Linked DNA regions of Mus musculus: region 2 is linked to region 1. The links are chromatin loops, found by intact Hi-C in ENCODE. Cell type or tissue: left cerebral cortex. All regions are shown on one strand. Links, peaks and the distances in the headings refer to the core of each region. The heading gives the core; the rest is flanking DNA.

Region 1 (4,000 bases), core at 1-4,000:
CAGAAAGCTGAGCGCTGCTCACTCCCTCAAGCGCAGACAGGAGGCAGAGAGGGCAGAGCCGGAGGTGGGGTTGGGTGGGGGTGGGGGTGTCTGTGAGGCATTTACTCTGAAAGCCCACCCTCAGGAATGGACCTCCTCCAGTGCGGCCACACCTTAGTAACCAAACAGTGTTACCAACTGGGGACAAGGGCTCAAATGGAAGACATTTCTCATTTGCAGCACCACACAGGGTAAGTATATTTGGATTACATAATTTAGCTATGACTCCATAGAAAATGAATATATAAAAGCACAGTATTACATGAGACTAAGATAAAAATTTAAAAATATAAAAATAACTATAAAAATAGTAAAAAATTTAAAAAGCACTTACCTTATCTTTTAAGTTACTGACATCCACTCGTAGGCTGACAATATATGCTTCCAAACCGTTCTTGAATTTAGTGAGACTGGTTTCTCTATTCATGGCGACAAACTTCATGGATGTTTTTAGATGATTGAACTTCATGAAGATGATTTTGTAGATGGCGATCTGCTCTTCTGACACATTGATCTGGTAATGCCTCACAATGGAATACAGCTCAGAAATTGTGCAGAAATCCTTTTCTATTTCAGTCAAGCTCGAGAAAATGTCATCCAAAAAATTCAAATGCTCCACAAATTCTTCCAGTTCCACGGGCTCAGTGTCCAGTTGGTGCAGCAACGAGTCTAAAGTCTGCAAGGATTAGCACACTAGTGGTAAGTACGCAATGGTTTCACTATTTTGGGAAACCACTCTCTTCATTTCAGAAGGCTGACGTCTACAAGTGCAATGCCATACACTTGGATGTGCAGTGCTATACAAATTGGACAGGATCCTAAGTATGAAGCAGACGAGCATGATCCAGTCCTTCTATTGTGATCTCAAAGTGCTTGAGTAGATTTCATGTGTAATATACGTGTTATAAGGCATGCACAATACTTAAGGCTGGAATGGCCACCCTGACCGTTTATACAATAGACTCTCCAGTCAGTGGTCCTCTTTGATTGTGTTTACTGATTAGGTGTTATTTTCTCTACTTTGCATACAAGGAACCAAGTCTCAGATTAGTCTAAGATTAGGTATGTGCTAAGTTACAGAACTGCAATTCAGTGACCATCAGAGAAAGCTCTCCTTGCAATAGATGGCAGTTAACACCGAGATCCACAAAGGGTCACGGTGGAAAGCATGAGGAACTGTAAACGCTGATCACTATGTGGGACACCCATCACAACCCTTTCCTCAAAGCTTGGAGTTTTAGAGGTGAGGGGGCAGGGCTAGTGGGTGACTTCAGAGAAACGGTGTTTTCTGGACACAACAGGGCAGGTGCATCTACATCCCCCAGGGGCTGTAACAGAGTGCACAGGCCTGTACAAGGCCAAGCCTAAGGACACCTCAGCATGGAGAGGGGAGGTAGGCAGGCAGGAAGTCCCACCCCTAGCTAGGGAGCTACCAGTATTTGTTAGCTTTTGGAAGAGGGAAAGTCGGTTTTCTTTAATGGTTCCATCCAGAGTAGGCTCTAATTCCCAAGAGTTGCTGGGCAAAGCAGACTGGACCTTGACGGATTTAAGAGGGAGGGGAGGAGAAAATATAAATTTGTGGAGTAGGGATGTGGGGTGGATATCTGGGAGAACTTGGGGAAGGGGGTGAAAAGTATCAAATTAATTGTATGAAATTCTCAAGGAATTAATAAAAACATTATTTGGGGGAAAATGAATGAATATAACTTTAAGAGATGGTAAGAGGAGGCTCTTAAAAGATAACTCTATTGATGCATTGCATTGCCTAGCTTCCTAGCCCCATAATGGGCATGTTGCCTTCTTCTGCCCTGCTGTCTAACAGGATGTGACATTAGAGATGCTTAGGGAAAGGCACACTGTGAGCTCAAAGCAGCCAGTATTCCCAGCGACTGTTGCCTGTGCCCTGGACTACTTGCTGCTGGGCCCTACTTGCCCTTGGGGGTTGGAGGTGAGGTAGCACAGAGTCAACAACACAGACTCTGGGAGCAGGTGGGAAATGTCACAGCAAGCTCATCTGAGCACTGCTGCAAGCTCCTTTAATACCCTCCACCAGTGCCCCATTCATCCCAAGAAAGCATCTCTTCTAAACAGCAGTTCCTGATTGGCTGGCATTGGCTGGCACCACCAATCCTTGGTCTCTCAGGCAGTCCTAAATTAGGTACTCCTGTAGATGTTTTTTTGTGGCTACGTGGCCCCCGGTGTTTATATATAGGTGGCCCTCCCTACCGTCCCTGCTACAAGTCACTATGTGGGCACTACTACTTCCCACAAGAGAAATTAGTTCTAACTTGTGTAGGCGACAGCTCTGTTGCTGTTGCTGTTGCACGTGGGAGTCATGTGCAACTGAATCTAGCTACATTAACTCCTGCCTGCAATATCCTGCCTGTCAACTCCGCTTCCACGCCACTGGCGCTTCTCCTTTTGCAATTAACATCTTTCTTGAAAATTATTCCTGGCCCACTCAAGCTCTGTTCGCTACTTTGGATAAGGTTTGATGCAACATTAGACTTGGTATGTGTGAGAATGCTGCTATCCTCTCACAGTTATACTGCAGAGGCACAGTCGATGGGCAGCTTGTAACTTTGGGTTTAAGAAGTATTGGAAGTCTGGCTGGATAAAGAAAAAAAAATGATAGCTGTTATCATAAACTCTGGTCTTGAAACCTGTCTTGGGTACTATGGGAGGATGCTGGTACAGGCAACAGCTAGGATACTGGGATCCATATTTGTTCTACAAAGCAGACAAGCCATAGCCTAGTGAGTCTATGGGGAACAATGATGTCAGACAATGATGTGCGTTATAAAGCCAAAAAAAAAAAAAAAAAAAAAAAAAAAAAGAGATGGGCAGTGACATGGGGCGCAGTCTTCCACGTAGTTACAGAAAGTTCTAAAGGAAGTGATATTTAATAAAACACACATGTAAGTGCTGAGGAGGGACTGAGTTGGGTAAAGTACTTGCAAGTGTGAGGACCAAAGTTTGCATCTCCATAAACTACACAAGAGCATGCATGTCTATAATCCCAGGAGTCCTACGGCCAAATCAAGTGGAGAAGAATTTCTGGAAGCCCAAGGGCCTCTAATCTGGTTTATGTGATACAAACAAGAGACACTGTGTCAAACAACTCCTGAAGTTTGCCTTTTGACCTCCACATGTTATGGCAAATGTATGTGTCACATTCACATACAGAAATGCACTTATACACAGATAAAGACTAAACACAAAAACAAATGTAATCACAGTACTTTGGGATTTTCTGAGTATAATACTTATATGTATTTTTGATTGTATATCATCAAGTTATAATCTAATCTGAAATTTTCTTATGAAAAGGTGTACCTGCTTGTATTATGAATGCTAACTATGCTCCCCCAAAAAACTGTTTGCACGATAGGGTCTGCACATAGCTTCTGGGAACCTGCCCTCAGTTAGCTCTGACTGGTAAATAAAGAAAGCAGCAGCTGAGAGCTGGGGAGGACAGACAGAGGCGAGAGCTTGGCGTTTCCTGGGCTTGGGACGGGAGGAGAGGAAGGGGAGATGGCTTAGGAGAGTGTGGAGGGAGGAGAGACAGAGTCTGCCATGGGGTAGAGAAGCAAGGAGAGCACCCAGATGTCTAATTGGAGTGAAGAGTAACCAAGATGGAACATAAGAATTAATAAGTGGTAACTAGGAATTACTGGCAGAGGTAGGTTCTTGTTGGGGCCCCAGAAGCCTCTGGAATCTTGTTCCAGGGCCATTATCTAACACTCTTTTGCTTCTTCCACTATCTTGCTTCCGTTTTGTAATTGACTCAGGACATTTACAATGTGGGGCATTCCTTTCCCTTTACAATGAGGGCACTCCTTTCTGGACCTTTTACAATGGGGACATTCCTTTGACCTTAGTGTGTTACCTAGCACTGTGGTTTGGCCTGTGTACCTGAGCAAATTCTGTTTGCGGTTTTCAGCTTTAAAAAGCCCCCCAT
Region 2 (5,532 bases), core at 878-4,877, 260 kb after region 1:
TGAGACTGTGATCAGTGGGAGACTAAGTTCAAAGGTAGGCAGATGTCTCCAACACCCAGTATCTTCCTACAGTAACTTCATCCACCGTGTAAGACCTTAAGCTGAGTCTTTCAACCCCATGCCCTGCTGAAGGATCATCTAATTAAGCCTCTCATGGTTTTTAGAGTCTAGGACACTTTTCTGAGTTTCGTTTCTGTTGCTGTGATGAAACATCCTGACATAAAGCAACTATGGGGGTGCTGGGGGAAATAGTTTGTGTCAGCTTACAATGCCAGGTAACCATTCATCATTGTGTGGGGAAATCAAGGAAAGAATTTCAAACAGCTAGATCCATTACGCTCACGATTGTGAGAACACAGACGAATATATACATGCTCACTTGCTTGCTTGTGCTTAGCTCTGTTTCTCCATACTTTTAAACAGTTCAGGAACCGTGCCTAGGAAATGGCGCCGCCCACAGTGGACTGGATCTTCCCACACTGATTAAGTTAATTAAGGCAATCCCTCATAGACAGGTCCACAGGCCAACCCCATGTTGAAAGTTCTCCTTTTAGACTCTCCTCCCAGGTGATCCTAGTTCTAATCAAGCTGACACTTAACCATCACAGGTACCACACCATGCAAGCAAAATTGCTGGTGGCCCCATTTCAGTCTATCAGCCCACCCTTGAATTGGATGCCATTGTTTCCGATTTGTGTTTCAGCTTTATTTTAGCACATGTAAGAAAGTCTTGTGTTTGCCTCTCTTTCTATGCTAAATTAAAAATATTTGCCAGCCTCATCATTAAGTTCTGCATTGGTATTCAGAGACCAACTCCGGATTTAATTGTGCACTTGGGAGTTTTCATGACCTTTATGGGATTTAATCAGACTCCCCATGCTATTTAACATACAGATATTTCAGTCACCCATGAAGATTCAGACACTGAACATGAGTGATCTCCCTCACCCCCAACAGCAGCTGCCCAACCCCCACTCCCACCCCCCAGATCTGAGGTTGGAATTCACAGAAGCAGCTTCCCTGTCTCTAGCAGGACTCATTCTATGCCTCTCCTCTATTCAGAACAATCCAGTTTCCTTTCTAAGGTCCCGCAAGCCACCACAAGAAGCAACCTGAACTGCAAAGACATCCACTGGAATTTAGTATTTGCCCCTATAAGCCACAAGGAGATTGTCTGCATCTGGTTGCCAAGTGGTGAATGAATGGGATATTTCACAATTAGGATCAAAATGGGTCTCACAGGGACTGGGGAGATGGCATAGCAGGAAAAAGAAAAAGACACTTGCCACCAAGTCTGATGGCCTGAGTATGATCTCTAAGACCCACATGGTAGAGATACCAGTGACTCCCACAAGTTGTCCTCTGACCCCCATGTATGTACTGTGCCTGTGCACATATGCACACACATGTACATATACACACATACTAAATGTAATACACTTTTAATGGGTATCTCAGGGGCTGGTGAGATGGCCCAATGAGCAAGTGTGGGAACCCGAGTTTGAATTCACAGACCTACATTTAAAAAAATAATAATAATAGTCATGGATGTGCATGCCTGCAACCCCATCATTGTGAAGTAGAAATAGGCAGATCCTAAGAGCTCACTGACCACCTAGCCTAGCCAAAAATGCAAGCTTTTAGTTTAGTAAGAGACCCTATCCCAAGACAGTAGGTAGACAGTTTAAGGATTATGAGGTATGGCCTTGTTGAAGAAAATGTCACTGGGAGATGGGCTTTGAGATTTCTAAAACTCATGCCAGGCCCAATCTCACTCTCTGCCTCCCTTGTGCTTGCAGATCAGATGTAAGCTCTCAGCCATTGCTCCAGCATCGTGCCTGTGTGCTGCCATGCTTCCTGTCATGATGAACAGGACTCTGAAACTGTGAGCAAGCCCCCAATTAAATGCCTTTTGTGAGCTGCCCTGGTCATGGTGTCTCTTCACAGCAATAGAATAGGGAACCTCCCCTCGCAGACAGAGCCACCAGACCTGAGATGCCTCCTGCAGGTCTGGGATTGTATAATTTTAGAAACCATCTATAAGACTATTGTAAGTCTAGGAAACTATTCATCAAGAAAGAGTTTGTCAAGCTTGGCTAGCCCAGTAAATTAGCCAGATGCTGAATCTACTTATGCTGCAGTAAGAGCTCAAATCATCATGCCACCCGTGCGCTGGATAGTGAGATAACCACAACAGATGGGAGCCATTCCAATCCCCAAGAACCTGTAGCCTAGTGCTGCAAGACCAGTGGAACCTTGGGGTGTAAGGGGACAGAGGAAATAAATGAGGGGCAGTGGAGGTTTCTCAGGAAATGTAAGGCTGGAATTCAGCCAGCCCAGTAAGGGAAGGGATGAGTAGACAGCACTCAAGGGAAGAGTAAGAGCCCATTTGGGAACTTACTGGAACAGACAGTGTCAAGTGGGGGTGAAACCATTGACTGGACCTAGCCTCGGAAGCCTGCTAAGCTTTGTGGGTAAGAGAGTTCAGAAAGGCTTTTATTCTGGAGATGACATGAAGAGATTCTCTCAGCTATTAGAGCTCACTCTAGAGAGGGTTGTAGCATATGGATTCAGTTGAGTGGGATGAAAACCCAGGAGTCCAGTTTTGAAGGGATATGACGCTCCCAGGAAGAACAAATCAAGCCTGCCCCAAGGTGGGGGGGGGGGCATGAGGCAGAGAAAAGAAGACAAGTGACTATGTTTGAATGGTGCATGTCCCAAGAGGGCACACATGAAAGACTTGGCCTTTCAGAAGTGAAGCCTACCAGGAGGTCATCCGGGCACTCAGGTGTGACCTTTTCAGGAGATTATGGGACCCCAACCTCTTCATTCTCTTTCTCCTTGCCTCCTGGTTAATGTGATTTATGATTTTACACTGCTTCATATCCTTGAAGGACTACCTCAATAGGAGCCCAAACAAATCTTTCACAAGTTCACTCTCCCAGTGACAAAAAGTTAATGCTTACTGACAACTGAGAGAGGAGAAGTGGAGAGGTCTGAAGCTAAGGACCAGATCCACCGAGGCCTTGAGTGACGAGGACACACAGGCTCAGTGTAGAACAAGCGGGAATGGGGCCGGCAGCTCATGAAGGCAGACTCAGGCCTGTTCTAAGTTCAAGTCTAAGAGGCAGAAAGAAAGAAAACAACCAGGAGAAAGGTGAGAAAATGTTCGGGGTAGAGAGAAGAACCCAAGGCATGATCCAGAAACAACTTGGGACTAGAGGGAACAGGACGGCAAGTATGAACAGCAATGTCCAGACCTCAAAGAGGTCTCTGTAAGCCAACTGATACCCAGAGACCGCCCAGCAGAGGGCATTGGTGTCCTTGGCAGGCACTGAGTGAATAAGCACTGTGGACAGAGGGCAGGGGTCAAAGACTTTCAAGACTTACCTTAGGAACAGGGAAGAAACACAGCTGGCAAAATACCCAGACCTGGAAGATGGGTCCATCCCCAGTGTATTATGTGTCTGTCTGATGGGAGAAAATAAAGGGAAAGTGGGCAGGATCTGGGAAGGCAAAGCCTATCTGGAAGAAGAAACTTAGCCTGTCAGAAGGCCTGGAGACACGGCTGTGGGGTGCGGTACTGAGGGTTCAGGGAAACATGTTGAATCAATGTTCACAGAAGACAGCAGCTTCAACAAAAGGGAGACCGTGGCTAGAGTCAAGGGAGAAATGAACTTACAAGAGCATACACAGACAAGTTCTTAGAGGGTGGGTACTATGCTCTGGTTGTTTCATTAAAGACCATGTTGAAGTTTAATTGCTGTTGCGATGGTATGAAGTGGTGGGACCTTTAAGGGGCAATGAAGTCATGGATACCACCTACATGAATGGACCAAGGCTGATGCCATAGGTGGAATTAGTTCTAAAAGTATAATGTGGAAACCATCCCCCACTTCCCAACACATGCTCTCATGCCAAGTGGTGCCTTCCATCACGGTGTGACGTAGTAAGAAGACCCTTGCCAGGGGTAGCCCTTAGATCTTAGAACTATGAGCCAAATAAACTCTTGTTTCTGCTACCTGGTCTACCATGTTCTGTTATAGCAACAGAAAAGACCAAGATGGCAGGGCAGTGAGGTGCTCCTCATAACAGGCTCCATCATATCAGTGCAGGGCAGCAAGGTGCTCCTCATGACAGGCTGTGTCATATCAGTGCAGGGCATCGAGGTGCTCCTCATGACAGGCTCCATCATATCAATGCAGGGCAGCGAGGTGCTCCTCATGACAGGCTGTGTCATATTAGTGAGCCTGACATGAACACATGAGTGTAGGAGCTTCTGGGGCTCCAAGAATGTGTCAAAAACATAAGACGGTATGGAGAAAGTTCACGACTCAGACCCAAGCCATACTGATGTGCAGAGACTATGATAAAGACTTTCTGCTGATTAGGGGTGTTGGGTTCCTTGGGGCAAGTTTAATCTTCACCATTGGGATATCTGATTTCTTCTTGTTTCTTCTTTGTGCACAACTACATAACAAACCACTAACAACAACAACACACACACACACACTTCTCAAGGCCCTAGCATTTATATATCCTCTAAAAAGCCCCCCGAATTCCAAATATCACACAATCACAGAGAGCATCTACAACTGGCAAAATCACACTCCTGCTAAAGCACAAGGCAAATCATAGTCACCTGCTGTGGACAAGCTGAAGTAGTCCCACATCCCACACCTGGGATTAAAAAGAAAATATATTCCCATACTATTTCTGTGTTTTTCCAAAGAAACCAAAACTCCAAAATTGTCACTAAACAGGGGGCTCTCACCATAAAGGTAACACGGTCACATAAAGATGTGCGCAGATGAGCCAAGTGATGGATGAGCTTAAAGAGAATCATGTCCTCAAGGGACAATGTCCTGAGAAAAGGGGAAATTATAGTCTAAACAGGGATCTCAGACAGAGTGGAAGCAGGAGGGCCAGGGCTGCCTGGAATGATAGGCAGAGGTGTGGTCAGGGGGTCATACGTCGTCTCGGACAGGAGGTCAGGTGACCGGCCACAACATAGGTCACTGAGGATGTGTCCATGACTGCGTCCAATCCTTGGTGGATCTGCCTCTGAGAGTGGCCCACAGAGGCAGACAACAGTGACAGCCAAGAGTGGCGAGGATGCTGTCCAGACAGCACATTGATGGGAAAATGAGGCACTTCTCAACTTCTGGGAAGAAAGTGGTAGCAGAAAACAGGTCCAGAGAATAAAGCACAGAGCCACGGGAATGCACAGTAGAGAACGGAATACGGCGGCTGGAGGAGACAGGAGGAAAGTGAAGGCAAGTGTGGCCTCGGCGTTGGTACAGATAGAAACGTCCGTGACAAGACCTCACAGCTTCGCCTGCCGTTGCTCAGAGACTGGAGAGTCAGGGGAAACTTTTGGTGGCTCTACTGCATCTCACCTTAGGAAGCCTGAAAACCATAAGCAACTGAGGAGGCTCTGCCAGCCAGCACTGGCTTGTTTCCAGAGCCGGCGAGTTCTGTCCCCTCCTCTGTTCTTACAATATGATTGATGGAGATACAACGGTGTCAAGA

Evidence for each region. Peaks named below come from ENCODE experiments on the same cell type or tissue, not always from the same donor. Only the 100,000 strongest peaks of a DNase experiment are listed, where the experiment ranks them.
Region 2: it touches region 1 in a loop (2.2-fold over the local background); 2 of 42 quality-filtered maps call a loop at or near these places.

Annotation. Positions count from the first base shown.
Region 1 is chr1:181,623,356-181,627,355 of GRCm38, reverse strand. It overlaps Dnah14 (dynein, axonemal, heavy chain 14), which reads right to left. Exons shown (of 87, transcript NM_001377039.1): 19 at 374-715. Gm33612 (a long non-coding RNA gene) reads left to right here and starts at 121. Exons shown (of 3, transcript XR_373757.4): 1 at 121-230; 2 at 616-738. In left cerebral cortex, for the core only: no CTCF peak of the experiment used is centred there; DNase peaks (open chromatin) are centred at 696 and 2,303.
Region 2 is chr1:181,358,707-181,364,238 of GRCm38, reverse strand. All of the region lies in intron 1 of Cnih3 (cornichon family AMPA receptor auxiliary protein 3), which reads right to left. Among named protein-coding and RNA genes, the nearest start is that of Cnih3, 8.8 kb to the right of the region's middle. In left cerebral cortex, for the core only: a CTCF peak has its summit at 3,323 (motif pointing right); no DNase peak of the experiment used is centred there.